2 separate regions of the Homo sapiens genome follow, and region 1 is linked to region 2. A link is a loop called in an ENCODE intact Hi-C map of the cell type or tissue named here. Cell type or tissue: heart left ventricle. All regions are shown on one strand. Each heading gives the region's core, and the rest is flanking DNA. Links, peaks and the distances in the headings are about the cores only. Region 1 overlaps FBXO10 (F-box protein 10). Region 2 overlaps POLR1E (RNA polymerase I subunit E).

Region 1 (8,129 bases), core at 2,062-7,061, 70 kb before region 2:
TCCTGACAGTTCTCCATTTCATTACAGCTGTCTTCCCTTCTTTGGAGCTATTTTTCATCATTCACCTTTTTTTTCTACTAATGTGGATGTTATACACTTTTTCTTAATGGTTATGCTTGAAATTTCAATTTGACCAAAGTTGATAGATTTCCGTTATAAGTGGTGAATATCCTTGCTCTTTTGGACAGACAGTACAGCGACCTTAGACCACATGAACTCCGACCTTAGACCACATGAACTCTGACCTTAGACCACATGAACTCCGACCTTAGACCACGTGAACTCCGACCTTAGACCACATGAACTCCGTTTATCCTTTTTCCACCTTAGGGTAGAGGAGATGTAAATACAATGTATCAACTTTGATTGGAGTCTTACTAGCCTACAGAGAGAAAAAGGAAGAGAGTAAATAATTTACCTGAGAAAACAAAGTAAATTGGTTTCTTGAAAACAAAGTAAATTGGGTGGGTGGGGATGTGTGCCAGTGGCTCACACCTGTAATCCCAGCACTTTAGGAGGCTGAGGTGGGCGGTTTGCCTGAGGTCAGGAGTTCGAGACCAGCCTGGCCAGCACGGTGAAACCCCATCTCTACTAAAAATACAAAAATTAGTCAGGCGTGGTGGCAGGCGGCTGTAATCCCAGCTACCCGAGAAGCTGAGGCAGGAGAATCACTTGAATCCAGGAGGTGGCAGTTGCAGTGAGCCAAGATCGCGCCATTGTACTCCAGTTTGGGCAACAGAGCAAGACTCCATCTCAAAAATAATAATAATAATAATTTACTTGAGAAAACTGTCAGGATTTGTTTGCTTGTAGGTGATCAGCTTAAAGTATCTGAACTTGAAAAAGAACATCAGTTGGCTTTAAAAAGAAAATGTTACTGTGTCCCTGGCCCTTTGATCTCTTGCAGTCTCTCACCTTAATTGTCTGAGTTTGGCTTCATTCCTCATATGGACTCTTTTGAGTTGCCCCATTCCTTGCAAGAGGATGGGGGATTCTTACTGTCTTCTTTGGGTCAAGTATCCATCCTGTGAGGTAGAGGACTGCAACACTCTCAGTGGCAGCCCCAGCAGGACTAAATAGAGTAGAAGCGGGGTTCCCCTGAGGACGCAGAAGAGGGAAGGTGCTGGGCAGACATAGCTAAGGTCAGGTGCAGTGGCTCATGCCTGGAATCCCAGCACTTTGGGAGGCCGAGGCGGACAGATCACCTGAGGTCAGGAGTTCAAGACCAGCCTGGCCAACATGGTGAAACCCCATCTCTACTAAAAATGCAAAAATTAGCCAGGCATGGTGCCTCCTAGTTCCTTTCTTGGAGTACTGGGGTTCCTAACTTGTGAAGTGATGATATAGGAACTTCTAGCCCCACCATCACATATATATAAACTCACAGATCATGAAATAAGAATGAATTTGATCCTGCAATTGTTATGCACTAAAATATTACCACACAATAAATGTTTACTCATAGGAATTGAGGATAAGCATACTACGTTTTGGTTGTTATAAGTGCTCATTAAGACGATATGTAAGGCTGGGCATGGTGGCTCACGCCTATAATCCCAGCACTTTGGGAGGCTGAGGCAGGAGGATCGCTTGAGCCCAGGACTTTGAGACTAGCCTGGGCAACATAGTGAGACCTCATCTCTAAAAAAAAAAAAAAAAATTTAGCTGGGTGTGGTAGCGTGTGCCCATAGTCCCAGCTACTCAGGAGGCTGAGGCTGGAAGATCACTTGAGCCCAGGAGATTGAGGCTGTAGTGAGCCAAGATCACATCACTGCACTCCAATCTGGGTGACAAAGCAAGACCTTGTCTCAAAAAAAAAAAAGAAAAAAAGAAAAAAAAAAGACATGTAAAAAGCACCTGGCATTTAGTAAGCCCTCAAAACACCCTTGCCTGCCCCTTCAAGGACATGCAATAAATTTATGTGAGAATCAGTACTAAAACCTGGATCTGGGGACCCCCCTGCAACTCCCCTTCTGTCTCCTAAGTAAACCAAAATGAACAGGCAGTGCATTGAAAGGAGAGAGGGTCCTTATGGCTCCAAGCCCACTCAGAAAGCACCATCAGAACACAGCTTTCTGGTTTATGTCATCAAATTTCAAAGCTGAAAATAAGAAACAGATGGTTATTTCTCACGCTGAAGAGAGCTACGGTTTGAAGAAATGATGAAAAGCCCAGCTGAAGTTTTTCTCATCTTCAAATTTAAGTTTTGTCTCATTTCCGATGGTGTGTGTAGGTGTGTGTACAGGGCTCTTTGGGGTTATAATATTTTACTATTACTTTAGAACAGTTTACTCCACAAAGCTAGGGACATTTACTTTGATTTGAAGAAAGATTTTAAATCATTAATCCATTACAGTTGCTCAGTTAATACAGTTTGTAGTTATTTACGCTGTGCCTGTGAGGCTTGTGTGCCTCATAATGTTGGAAGAGAAATTTTTTCTTTTCCTGTCAATACTAAATAGGGTTCTGAGCAGCCCTTGATTTTTTTTTCCACTTTTTTTTTTTTTTTTTCCGAGACAGAGTCTCACTTTGTTGTCCAAGCTGCAGTGCAGTGGTGTGATCTCAGCTCACTGCAACCTCCACCTCCCAGGTTCAAGCGATTCTCTGCCTCAGCCTCCCAAGTAGCTGGGATTACAGGTGCCCACCACTATGCCTGGCTAATCTTACTTTTTTATTAGAAACTAAATTCCAACACTTTGATACTAGTATGGCCCTCTGTAGGTAGAAAGTGTGTTTCCCTTGTTATACAAATGTGAAACAAGAGTTAAGTCACCTGCCGTCATGATTAGTCTGCAAGGGAGAGGCAGAGCCCAAACTAGAGTGTGAATGAAGCCTGTTGGGTCCCTTTTGTCAGAGTCATTTCAGCACGCATAGGGCCTTTTGTGCTGGGACTCATGGCAGCTCCCCATGGTCCCCCAAATTAACTAGAAACTGTTTACCTTTGGCTAAGGGTGTTCCATGTGAACTAATACAGGTGGCCTTTCTCACTGATCCCTTCAGACTCCTGGAGCTGCAGCCAGACTGAACCTCCCAACATGTCCTAAGCCCAGCTGAAGGTTTTCTACCTCAGGAGCTTTTGCTGATGCTGTTTCCTCTGCTATAGCCCCCTTTCTTCCTCCTCTGAATGTCCCAGTCCTATGCAAATTTCAGAGTCCAGTTCAGATACCAGCTCCTCCATGAAGCTTGGCTTAGTGGTTAAAAACAAGAGTCTCTGGGGACGGGCTGGGCTTCAGTGGTTCTGCACCTCTCTAACGAGTGATTGGGGCAAGCCATTTGTCACATAAGTTTAGTTTCTTGAACTGAAAAATGAAGACAGTATTAATTTCAGTCATTGCTTCTCAAATTTAGGGTGCACATCAGTTCCCTGGTGATGTTGTTAAAATGCCAAATCTGATCCAGGAGGTACACGGTGGTGCCCAATGTCTGCCACTTCTAACAAGCTCCTAGGTCCTGGGAGCACATTTTGAGTTGTAAGGCTTGAAGAGATCTTCAGGGAATAGGATGAAATAATGCATGAAAAGCACTTAATATTGTGCCCCTCAAATAGCAGTACTGAGTAAAAGCTACCTGCTGCTGTTTTTGTTGTCTTCCATTATTATTGGTTTGTTTCCCTAGCTGGAGGTCACATTTTTGTTCTTTAAACAAGGGCTTTCCCTTTTTTATGGCACTGTGTTAGTCTGTGCTCACGCTGCCATGAAGAAATATCTGAGACTAATTTATAAAGAAAAGAGGTTTAATTGACTCACAGTTCCACATGGCTGGGGAGGCCTCAGGAAACTTACAATCATGGTGAAAGGCACCTCTTCACAGGGTGGCAGGAGAGAGATGAGTGCAAGCAGGGGAAATTCCAGAGACTTATAAAAGCATCAGATCTCATGGGACTCACTATCACGAGAACAGCATGGGGGAAACCGTGCCCCATGATCCAATTACCTCTACATGGTCCCTCCCCTGACAAATGGGGATTGTGGGAATTATAATTCAAGATGATATTTTGGGCGGGGACACAGCCAAACCATATCATTCTGCCCCTGGGCCCTCCCAAATTTCATGTCTTCATATTTCAAAACACTGTCATTCCTTTCCAACAGTACCCCAAAGTCTTAACTCATTCCAGCATTAACCCAAAAGTCCAGGTCCAAAGTCTCATCTGAGACAAGGCAAGTCCCTTCTGCCTATGAGCCTGTAAAATCAAAGGCAAGCTAGTTACTTCCTAAATACAGTGGGGGTACAGACATTGGGTAAATATACCCACTCCAAATGGGAGAGATTGGCCAAAGGGGCTACAGGCCCTATGCAAGTCCAAAATCCAATAGGTTAGTTATTAAACCTTAAAGTTCCAAAATGATCTCCTTTGACTGCATGTCTCATATCCAGGTTATGCTGATGCAAAAGGTGGGCTCCCAGCCTTGGGCAGCTCCACCCCTGTGGCTTTGCAGGATACAACCCACCTCCTGGCTGCTTTCACAGGCTGGTGTTGAGTGTCTGCAGCTTTTCCAGGCACATGATGCAAGCTCTCAGTGGATCTGCCATTGTGGGGTCTGGAGGATGGTGACCTTCTTCTCACAGCTCCACTGGGCAGTGCCCCCGTGGAGACTCTGTGTGGGGGCCCCGACCCCACATTTCCCTTCTATACTGCCCAAGCAGGTGTTCTCCATGAGGGCTCCACCCCTGCAGCAAACTTCTTCCTGGACATCCAGCTGTTTCCATACATGCTCTAAAATCTAAGTAGAGGTTTCTATACCTCAGTTCTTGACTTCTGTGCACCCACAGGCTCAACACTATGTGGAAGCCACCAGTGAGTAGGGCTTGCACCCTCTGAAGCAATGGCCCAAGCTGTACCTTGGCCCCTTTTAGCCACTGCTGCAGCTGAAGCAGCTGGGATGCAGGGTACCATGTCCCAAGGCTGCACAGAGCAGAGGGTCCCTGTGCCTGGCCCAGGCCCATGGAACCATTTTTCCCTCCTAGGCCTTGGGCCTGTGATGGGAGGGGCTGCCTTGAAGTTCTCTGACATGCCCTGCAGACATTTTCCACATTATCTTGGTGATTAACATTCCTCATTACTTGTGCAAATTTCTGCATTGGGCTTGAATTTCTCCCCAGAAAATGGGGTTTTCTTTTCTATCACATCCAATAGGCCAGTCATTAAACCTTAAAATTCCGAAATGATCTCCTGCAAATTTTCCAAACTTTTATGCTCTGCTTCCTCTTGAATGCTTTGTCGTTTAGAAGTTTCTTCTGCCAGATACCCTGAATCATTTCTCTCAAGTTCAAAGTTCCACAGATCTCTAGGGGAGGGACAAAATGCTGTGAGTCTCTTTGCATAGCAAGAGTTACCTTTACTCCGGTTCCTAAGAAGTGGCTTATCTCCATCTGAGACCACCTCAGCCTGGACTTCATGGTCCATATCACTATCAGCATTTTGATCAAAGCCATTCAACAAGTCCCTAAGAAGCTCCAAACTTTCCCACATCTTCTTGTCTTCTGAGCCCTCTAAGTCTCTAGGAAGTTCCAGACTTTCCCACATTTTTCTGTCTTCTTCCGAGCCCTCCAAACCATTCCAGCCTCTGCCTGTTACCCAGTTCCAAAGTCGCTTCCACATTTCAGGTATCTTTACAGCAGCACCCCACTCTCTGTAGTACCAATTTACTGTATTAGTCTGTTCTCATGCTGCTGTTAAGAAATACCCACAACTAGGTAATTTATAAACAAAAGAGGTTTAATTGACTCACAGTTCTGCATGGCTGGGGAGGCCTCAGAAAACTTACAATCATGGCAGAAGGCACCTCTTCACGGGGTGGCAGGAGAGAGAATGAGTGCAAGCAGGGGAAATGCCAGATGGCTTATAAAACCATCAGATCTTGTGAGACTCACTCACTATCATGAGAACAGCATGGGGAACTGCCTTCATGATCTGATTATCTCTACTTGGTCACACCCCTGACACATGGGGATTATGGGGAGTATAATTCTAGATGAGATTTTGGGTGGGGACACAGCCAAACCATATCAGGCACTAAGCATTTTTCCCCTTGAATTGTGGGATTTCTTTGGTTTTCTTTTTGTCTTTTGGGTGTTTTTTGGTAGACATATCTTTGTTCTGCCAGACTTGAGAGCAGGGTCTTTATCTGATTCCCACTGACTCACAAGGTGCTAACCACTTGGTCTTATACACAGCAAGTGTTGAATACATACTTGGGTTCTTATTTACTTCTTTTTTTATTCCACAGGGATCTGTGTGGCAGCAGGGAATCTATTGCTAATGATTTGAGTAGTCTCAGCTATGCTAATATACCAGATAATGATGAGGGTGATTATTTATTCAGTAAATGATTGTTGAGCACCTGCTATGCGCCAGGCATAGTTCTGGGCATAGTGCAAAGCAGTGATGCAAAGTTTCTGCCCTTCAGGAGCTTACATTTTACTCAGGGGAGACAGACAATAAATGAAGGAAAACATTTAATTCCACAGGGAATTTCCTCCTAGAGGTGCCCAGGCTCTGTCACCTGGCGCTCTGGGTCCACAGGTGTGTTTCCCTTTTCCCGTGGTTCATCCCTGTGGAATAACTCAGCACTTCCTGTGTCCCCTCTGCCCCCTCACAGATCCACTCACACAAAAGAATTTGTGAGCGACCAAGACATTAGAGAGCTTACAGGGAGCCAAAGCAAGGGCTTCACTTTATACTCAACTGTTAATACCAAAGCGTTCCCCTGTTGCCACTTCCTCCCACCACACAGCTCCCAAGTGCAGATCCCTGAGGGATGTTTTTATTCCTGACCCCAGCCTGCCTGCCCATCTTGGTGCTTGGTGAACGGGCACATGGAGCCCACCCTTCCCAGAAGCAGTGGGAGTACAGACAGCAAATGAACAAAGCAGCAGCCTTCCTTCCAGTGCCTCACAGGTGCAGAGCTCTGGACAGTGCTGTGAGGGAGGTTGTTCCCACTTTCCCCTTTACAGATGTGTTTCCATGTCATGCCGTTGAGATGTTAGACTGGCCAAGGGCTTGTTCATCAGATTGCTTCTCTCTCTTAACTCCTTCACCAGTGATCTCAGTCCATGCCATGGCTTTAAATGTCATTCAGGTCTCTATTCAAATGTCACTTCCTCAGAGACCTTCCTTGACAACCCTGTCTGAAATAGCACATGCATGCACATATACCCCTTAACCTGCTTTATTTCTCTTCATAGCATTTATGTTAATATCTTTTTCGTTTATTGTCTGTCTCTGAAGGTAGGGACTTTGCCTCATTTACTGCTTTTCAGTTCTTGGAACAATGCTTGGCACATAGGCAATCAACGAATGTTTGTTGAATAAATGATTTTTTTCTCTGGAAATTGTCAAAATCTGCATGAGGTGTATCAGGCCAGCCATTGTCAGCCTCAGTTTAGAGGCAAGGAAATAGGTTCAGAAAGGTTCAAGGACGTGCTGAAGTCACAGGGCGAGGCAGCAGCAGAGAGCCTGCTTGTTGAGAGCCAAGTCTTATGGGACTTGCCTCCTTCTCTCCCACTGAGGCTGGGGACACCAGGTGGCCCAGAGGCATGTGGATACCTCCAGTGGGAGGTTAGGAGAGTGCTACACAGAAACTCTGAGTTCTAACACTCTTGGGACCATAAAAAATGGAACAAGTCTGGGCATGGTAACTCACGCCTGTAATCACAGTATTTTGAGAGGCTAAGGTGGGAGGATCACTTGTGGCCAGGAGTTCGAGGCTGCAGTGAGCTATGATCCTGCCACTGTACTCCAGCCTGGGCAACACAGAGAGACCTCACTTCTTTAAAAAAAAAAAAAAAAAAAAAGTTGATTTTGTTTTGTTTTGTTTTGTTTTTTTGAGACGGAGTCTTGCTCTTTCGCCCAGGCTAGAGTGCAGTGGCACGATCTCGGCTCACTGCAAGCCCCGCCTCCTGGGTTCACACCATTCTTCTGTCTCAGCCTCCTGAGTAGCTGGGACTACAGGTGCCCACCACCATGCCCGGCTAATTTTTTGTATTTTTAGTAGAGACGGGGTTTCACCGTGTTAGCCTGGATGGTCTCAATCTCCTGACCTCATGATCTGCCTGCCTCGGCCTCCCAAAGTGCTGGGATTACAGGCATGAGCCACCGCGCCCAGCAAAATAAAAAGTTTTTTTAA
Region 2 (7,646 bases), core at 2,647-7,646:
AAAGAACTAAGCAAATACAAGCTGGGTGCAGTAGCTCACGCCTGTAATCCCAGCCAGCATTGTGGGAGGCCAAGGAGGGTGGATCACCTGAGGTCAGGTGTTCGAGACCAGCCTGGCCAACATGGAAAAACCCCGTCTCTACTAAAAACACAAAAATTAGCTGGGCGTGGTGGTGCCCGCCTGTAATCCCAGCTACTCGGGAGGCTGAGGCAGAATTGCTTGAACCCAGGAGATGGAGGTTGTAGTGAGCCAAGATCATGGGACTGCACTCCAGTCTGGGTGACAGAGCGAGATACTGTCTCAAAAAAAACAAAACAAAAACAAAACAAAAAAACAACAAAAAAAGCATGACTAAGCAAATACAGTCATGTCCCACATTACAGTGTTTTGGTCAATGACAGGCCACATATGTGACAGTGGTCCCATAAGATTTTTTTCACACAGGGTCTTGCTGTCACCGAGGCAGTGGTGCAATCATAGCTCATTGTAACCTTGAACTCCTAGGCTCAAACACTCTTCCTGCTTCAGCCTCCCAAATAGCTGGGAATACAGGCGTGCACCACCCCAGCTAATGTTTTTATTTTTGTGTAGAGACAGTGTCTTGGTATGTTGCCCAGGCTGGTCTCAAACTCCTGCCCTGAAGTGATCCTCTCACCTTGGCCTCTCAAAGTGCTGAGATATAGGCATGACCCACCATGCCCAGCCAGTCCCGTAAGATTATAATATCATAGTTTTACTATTCCTTTTCTGTTTAGATATATTTAGATATACAAATACCATTGTGTTACAATTGCCTATAATATTCAGTATAGTAACATGCTGTATAGGTTTGCAGCCTAGGAACAGCAGCTTATAGCATATAGCCTAGGTGTGTAGTAGGCTATACCATCTAGGTTTATGTAAATATACTCTATGATGTTTGTACAATGACAAAATTGCCTAAGGATACATTTCTCAGAACATATCCCCATCATTAAGCGACACATGACTATACTGAAAAACAGGAGTATAGACTACTGGATGCCCAATCACAGTAACAACAACTAAATACACCTTGTGCCTAAAACCACAGACATCTTCTGGGTTTCCAACTCTGGGTAGGTATGAGGGTGTGACCCGCAAAGGATCCTAGCTACAGGTGACACTGGGTTACCATCAGATTGACTCTCTCCTGTTAGAAATAAGCTGACACAACACAAACCTGCCACAAGCCTTCAAGATACATCTGTGTAACTCATAAGCTCTCTCTATATATACACACACACACGCACACACGTGGCTGATGTTTGTTCTAACAGTCCCTTAAAGTTTTCCTTTTATTTGACCTGGATATTCTACTTTGCCTCATGCAGAATAGAAGTAGCAAATGTTAGCTCTGGAAGGACCCTGAACTATCATATAATCCAACGTGGCCCCAATTTTCAGATGAGAAAATGGGAGATCCAGAGAGAAAAAGGGGCCTGGCAAGTCCCCTCGACATGTCAGCAGTACCAGAATGAATCTCACAGTTGACAGTAAAGACTTGGACAGACATATCCATTTTCTTCTCTCATCAGAACTCATCTAAGAATTACAGACAAATAATATACTGGAAACAATTAGAATAAAATGTTTATCATAGACTTACTTTTCCGCTTAACTACCCTATGAGCTCGAAATTTGATGAGGGTATCCAGAAACCATATGCATCGGGCCTGGCGGTCTCGGCTCTCCACATCTGATGGCAAAGACTTCAACGCTTCTATGACAAAGGTGCAATGGCTAAAACAAGGAAAAGAAAAGGAGGCCTGTGTCAGGGTAAGATGGGCTCTGTCAGGAACTACTTCCCTCTTACAACGAGAACAGCAGGCGCCTCTCACCCCGACGCACTCAACAGCTGATGAAACCCTGGGCAACAAGGCAAGACCCCATCTCTACAAAAACGTAGCCGGCATGGTGGCACATGTGTGTGGTCCCAGCTACTCGGAAGGCTGAGGCGGGAGGATCACTTGAGCCCAGGAGGTCGAGGCTCCAGTGAGCTGTCTGCGCCACTGTACTCCAGCCTAGGTGACAGAGCAAGACCCTGTCTCAGAAACAAAAAAAAACAAACGAACAAAAGCAGCTGATGAAGGGCCAGTACACTCAACACTCCTTATAATAGGAGAACATGGTTCAGTGCAGGGATGAATAAAGGGCTAGACAGTAAATATTTTAGGCTTTGGAGGCCATACAACCTCTGTTGCAACTACTTGACTCTGCCATCGTAGTGCGAAAGCAGGCACAGATATTACTTACGTAAATGAACAGGGCTGTGCTCCAATAAAACTTTATTTATACTTTACTTACTCACAGGCAGCAGGCCAGACTTGGCATGTGGGCTGTAGTTTGCTAACCTCTGACCTCTGTTTTTATAGTCAGGAGCATAGACTCTGTAGTCAGCCTGCCTGGGTTTCAATCCTTTCTCTGCCATTTAATGGTTTAGGCAAGTTTCTTTTTTTGTTTGTTTGTTTGTTTGTTTGAGACTGAGTCTCACTCTGTGGCCCAGGCTGGAGTGCAATGGCGCAATCTTGGCTCACCGCAACCTCCGCTTCCTGGGTTCAAGCGATTCTCCTGCCTCAGTCTCCTGAGTAGCTGGGATTACAGGCATGCACCACCACGCCCAGCTAACTTTGTATTTTTAGTAGAGATGAGGTTTCTCCATGTTGGTCACGCTGGTCTTGAACTCCCGACCTCAGGTGATCTGCCCGACTCAGTCTCCCAAAGTGCTGGGATTACAGGTGTGAGCCACCGTGCCCAGCGGGGCAAGTTTCTTGGTATCTGGTGCCCTGGTTTCTCCATCTATAAATTGGGGCCAATGATAGTACAGGTACTCTCCTCCTGAGCATTTTTTCTGGATTAAGAGATGATGCCAGTAAAGCTCTTAGAACAGTGCTTGGCAAAAATGTTAAGGCTCAGTCAATGCTAACTATTATTTTCAGGCACTGCTCTACTGCTAGCAAGACCCTGGACTCACAGAGATAAAAAGGCTCTTCAAGATCATCTCATAGATGCCTCATTTTACAGATAGAAAAACTGAGGCTTCAAGAAGGGAAGATAAGGGCAGAGTTCGGGGACTCAGTTTTCAGACTCCCCGCTCAGAGTTCGTTCCTGCACCTGCCCCTGAGTCACAATCACATTAAGACAACTATGAACTAGTAATGAGCTCTTTTTTGGAAATAAATCTTTGAAGCAAAAAAAAAAAAAAAAAAAGAAATAATAATAATAATTCCAAGGCACTGGATTTCAATGACCAGTAAAATTTTAAAACAAAAACTGGAGGAACAAACCTCAGATTGACAACTCTTTATCAAAATAAAATTATTAAAAGAAAAAACTCAAAAGCAAAAAAAACTCACTATCATAAAAGAAGCTGTTTTAATGGGAAAGGGGAGGGAGAAGGAAATAATCTCTGAATTATTTAAAATATACAATATTTTAAATACATAAATTTAATGTTAGAAAAGTTTGCCTACCATATCATCACAGAGAAACCATCACTTTGGCCAGCACCCATTCCCAGGCCAGCATTTGGGCCCTGCCAGTGACAATCAGCACCAGCATGACACTGGGTGACACAGGCCAGCTCTAGTTCCCAGCCCCAGAGTAGAAGGCCTCACCACCCTCTGCCCTGTCGCAGGTCCCACGGACTCAGAGACCAGCCCTCTCCCTCGAATGTGACCCACAGCTCCTGAAAGCCCAAACATTCAAGAAAACACTGGCTCATTCATGTCCAATGCTCCAGACACACTTCCTCACTGACTGACGCCCAGAGGACCTGCACAGTGTCTGACTACTGTTGGGTCCCAACAGCACTCCCCAGAATCCCCATCTGCTTAAGTCAGGGTACCTGTTCTCCTCAATCATCTTCAGTATTTCTTCTGACGTGACGTTCCTGAAAGCTTCAGATGGGCTCTGAAGAGCTTCATACTCCGCAGGGGAAAGAACTAGTTACAGGTCAAGAATATAATCCAACCAAAATAGAAACATCCAACTAGCTAGGTCATCTCATAGCAGTGGCATTTCACAGACAGGGAAACAGGCTCAGAGAGCCAAAGATCACACAGGGCAGATCACATAGGGGCAGAGCTTGGTGACTCAGTTCTCCGACTCCCAGCCCAGAGCCCATTCCCTGCCCAGGCTTTTCTGCTTTTTCTCATCACAAAGCCACTGCAGGCATTTTCCTTCTGACCGGACCCCTTGGGTGGTGAAATTCTAAGCTCCAACCCTTCCTTCAACAAAAGTGGTCTGCCCTAGACTTTGGGCATTTGGCTGGTTCAACTCTTATTTTGACTCTCCATGGAGAGTGAGCCCCACAGGTCTAAGCTGTGGGCATTTGGCATTTTGCTGAGGAATGGATTTGAATCCCAGGGGCCGGTCCCTCAGCTAGTGAGGAAGCCAAGTTAACCTCCTGGCAAGAGCACTGAGCAACTGCAAAGGTTTGGATGGAGCTCTTGTGAATGTCACAGAACACAGACACCCTCAGAGAACCTGACTGCACACACGTGCAAACATCTCAACTTGTGAAATAAGGCAGCTTTTCTACTGCAAGAAGGATACGATCTTCAAATTTATACACGTCTTCAGGCTTGGCTGCATCATCATAGCAGGGAGGAAGGTAGAGGGAGTCATCTTGCAAGTCATTGTGGATAGCATCGCTGACCAGAGCTTTTCAATAAAGAAACAATCCATGTATCACCCTGTTTGTTTCCAGTTCCCCAACATTCTTTTCAGTCTGTGCACTTCAGACCACCAATGGTCCAGAAACCCCAAGTCTAAATGCTTCTGCCAAAGTGACCTCGCCTCCCCATCAGGCTGACTGCTTCAGGACTGCCATGTTCACTCATGAACAAACACAAGCTAGGCACTGGAGAAGGTGGAGGTGACAAGATTCCCCTCAGGTAACTTACAATAGAGTTGGGATTGACAGCTGTGCTAATACATAAACATTTACAATATAAAATGAGAGAAACTAAAAGTGAGGGACGTCCAAAATAGCCTTTAATGGCTTAACTTCTAGAAAAACTTGCCACACATTGTAGGTGGAACAAAACTTTCAGAATATAACACTGTAACTGCCCCACAAGAATAACTCCGCAGCCAGGTGTGGTGGCTCACACCTGTAACCTCAACATTTTGGAAGGCCAAGGCGGGAGGATGGCTTGAGCCCAGAAGTTTGAGACCAGCCCAGGCAACATGGCAAGACCCTGTCTCTCCAAAAAACTAAAAAAATTAGCTGAGCATGGTGGCACACATCTGTGATCCCAGCCACTTGGGAGGCTGAAGTAGGAGGATCACTTGAGCCCAGGAGGTTATGGCTGCAGTGAGCCATGTCTGCACCACTGCACTCTAGTCTGGGTGATAGAGCAAGACCCCATCTCCAATCAATCAATAAATAAATTTGTGAAAGTGTTGAAATCTATATAATCATAGGGTATGGAAAGATTTTCCAAAAATTACTAGAATTTCATTCTTAATAGAAAAACTGCTCTGCCCAGGGCACAGTGGTGTGCGCCTATAATCCTAGCTACCTGGGAGGCTGAGGCGGGAGGACTGCTTGAAGCCAAGGGTTCAAGATCAGCCTGGGCAACATAGCAAGACCTCATCTCCAAAATCGGTAAAAAGAAAAGCTACTCTTACACAAACTTGCTCTTATGTTCTTATAATGTATTTGAACAATAAATACATTTTAAAATAATACAATTAAATACTCCAGCTGCTGAATACCGGAAACAGAGCCACTGATCCCAAAGTGAAATGCCACCTCTGGAGGCTCATTTCCATCAACACATCAGCCTTTTTGACCAAAGCTTCCCTGCAACGCACAAGGAGAGACCTGAGGCCTTCTCCCTCCTCTGTGCCCTGCAGGCCATAACCCCAGCACCATAAGCACGGCAGGCATGTATCCATTCCATGCCTGTCCCTGTACTTGACTGTGGATCACTAGAAGACAAAGCCATGTCGGATGTTTCTTACTACTTCCAGAACCTGTCCGTGAGAAGGCCTTCAGCAAGAGGCTGAAAGGAATCCAGCCCTAGCTCCCAGCATTCCATGTGTGGGTGGGTAAAAGATCTCAAGAGAAGAGAAAGCTGTCATTATGGGCAGACTCTTAGCCCAAGTTCCAACTTCTTACCAGTCACACCCTTCGTATCAATGATAGTCTCTGCAGCTTTAGCCACTGCACGATTCAAAGATTCATTGCCAACTCTGTTCATTCTCCTGGTGTTCAGAGCTCGCTTCTGTTTGGTGGTACCAAAGGCTTCAATACAAGAATCCATCTGTTTATGAGATAAACCTGGTTACTGGGGACAGGACAGGTAGGTGCTGCCCCTCCTAGCTGTGTCACTATGGGGATACTCTCAGCATCCCAGAGTGATCACTACCTCACCTGTGAATAAGGCTGAATCGCACCTATTTACCTCACAGGACTGCTGTAAGCACCAAATGATATTAACAGATTGATCAATCAACAGCATCTCCATCAGTAAGATATAAAGACTTGACTAGGATTAGGGCTGGCAAATCTGTAGCACATGGCTTACCATTCTCCCATCCTATGCCCGTAACAGACAGGAATAGTAGAATGGTAATTCTCCCATCTTACACCCGTAACAGACAGGGCTAATAGATCACTGACTCCTTCCCCCTGAAGCAAAAAGTAGCCTCACAACCCTTCTCAATACAGTGCTCCACACAGCACCAAAGATTCAATCAGTTTGTCATCTTGGGGTGAGATGACCTTTGTAGGGACCTTCTACATTGAAAATCCCCAAGTTTACTTTGTTTTAACGTGAATGTTTTCAGGCTACAACCAATATATTCTAAAACTTGGACTAAATCCTAAAAACAAGCATTATGCTACACTTGTATCAGCCCAGAGAACCGACTCCAAACATTGGCACAGAGCTGTGTTCAGCTGCCCCAGATGGGAGCCAGACTGTTCTCTGTGGGACCAAGGAGGCTTCTGCAGGTACAAACTAATTGTCCAGAGAAACAGACTGAATGAGCGGGGAGCAGCCAGGGAGACCCTTGAGTTCAACAAGCTCATTTCACTGATGGAGAAACCCGAGGTGTAGAAGGAACTTGCTTAAGGTCCCACATCTTAATTCTATCACACTCACCTTTTCTCTGTAAGTTTTGGTCTGACTCTCTAGCGCCAGTTCACTCTCAACTGATACATCTATCAAAACACACAAAAACAGAGAGAAAGAAAAGTCAATTGGGAGGCCTACAAATAGTAATAGTGTTTAATATTCATTTGTCTATCTAAGAATAATAGATTTCTTTACTATAGGACTTCCCTGAGCCTAACATGAGTGTATACTGTGAATATTTAATATGCAGCTTTAGTATACAGTTAAAGAACTTGGAAAATAAATTAGCCAAATCAAGCGGTCATCCAGCCCAACCTCTTCATTTTAGAAATTAAAAAACAGAAGGCCCACAGATGAAATTACTTGCCCCAGGTCAGTTCACCAGGTAGTGGCAGAGACAGGATTAGAAAACAAGTCCTTGGCTCTTTCCAGAAAATAATTTTGCTTTCTTGGTGAAAGACCTAAAAGCAGGCATAAACATGAGGTATGTGGTACTTACCGATGCTCTCCAATCATCTACAAAGTACTCAAATAAGG

The links. Peaks named below come from ENCODE experiments on the same cell type or tissue, not always from the same donor. Only the 100,000 strongest peaks of a DNase experiment are listed, where the experiment ranks them.
Region 1: a loop joins it to region 2, with 2.4 times the contacts of the local background. A loop is called at or near these places in 35 of 110 quality-filtered maps.

The regions. Positions count from the first base shown.
Region 1 is chr9:37,560,842-37,568,970 of GRCh38, reverse strand. The region is part of intron 1 of FBXO10 (F-box protein 10); the gene reads left to right. Among named protein-coding and RNA genes, the nearest start is that of FBXO10, 11 kb to the left of the region's middle. RefSeq lists silencers at 273-473, 2,029-2,078 and enhancers at 891-1,020, 2,813-3,002, 3,433-3,582, 7,146-7,195. In heart left ventricle, for the core only: no CTCF peak of the experiment used is centred there; no DNase peak of the experiment used is centred there.
Region 2 is chr9:37,492,206-37,499,851 of GRCh38, reverse strand. It overlaps POLR1E (RNA polymerase I subunit E), which reads right to left. Exons shown (of 12, transcript NM_022490.4): 5 at 7,137-7,195; 6 at 6,149-6,293; 7 at 4,576-4,683; 8 at 3,866-3,962; 9 at 1,628-1,761. Among named protein-coding and RNA genes, the nearest start is that of POLR1E, 10 kb to the right of the region's middle. In heart left ventricle, for the core only: no CTCF peak of the experiment used is centred there; no DNase peak of the experiment used is centred there; H3K27ac peaks cover 291 bases.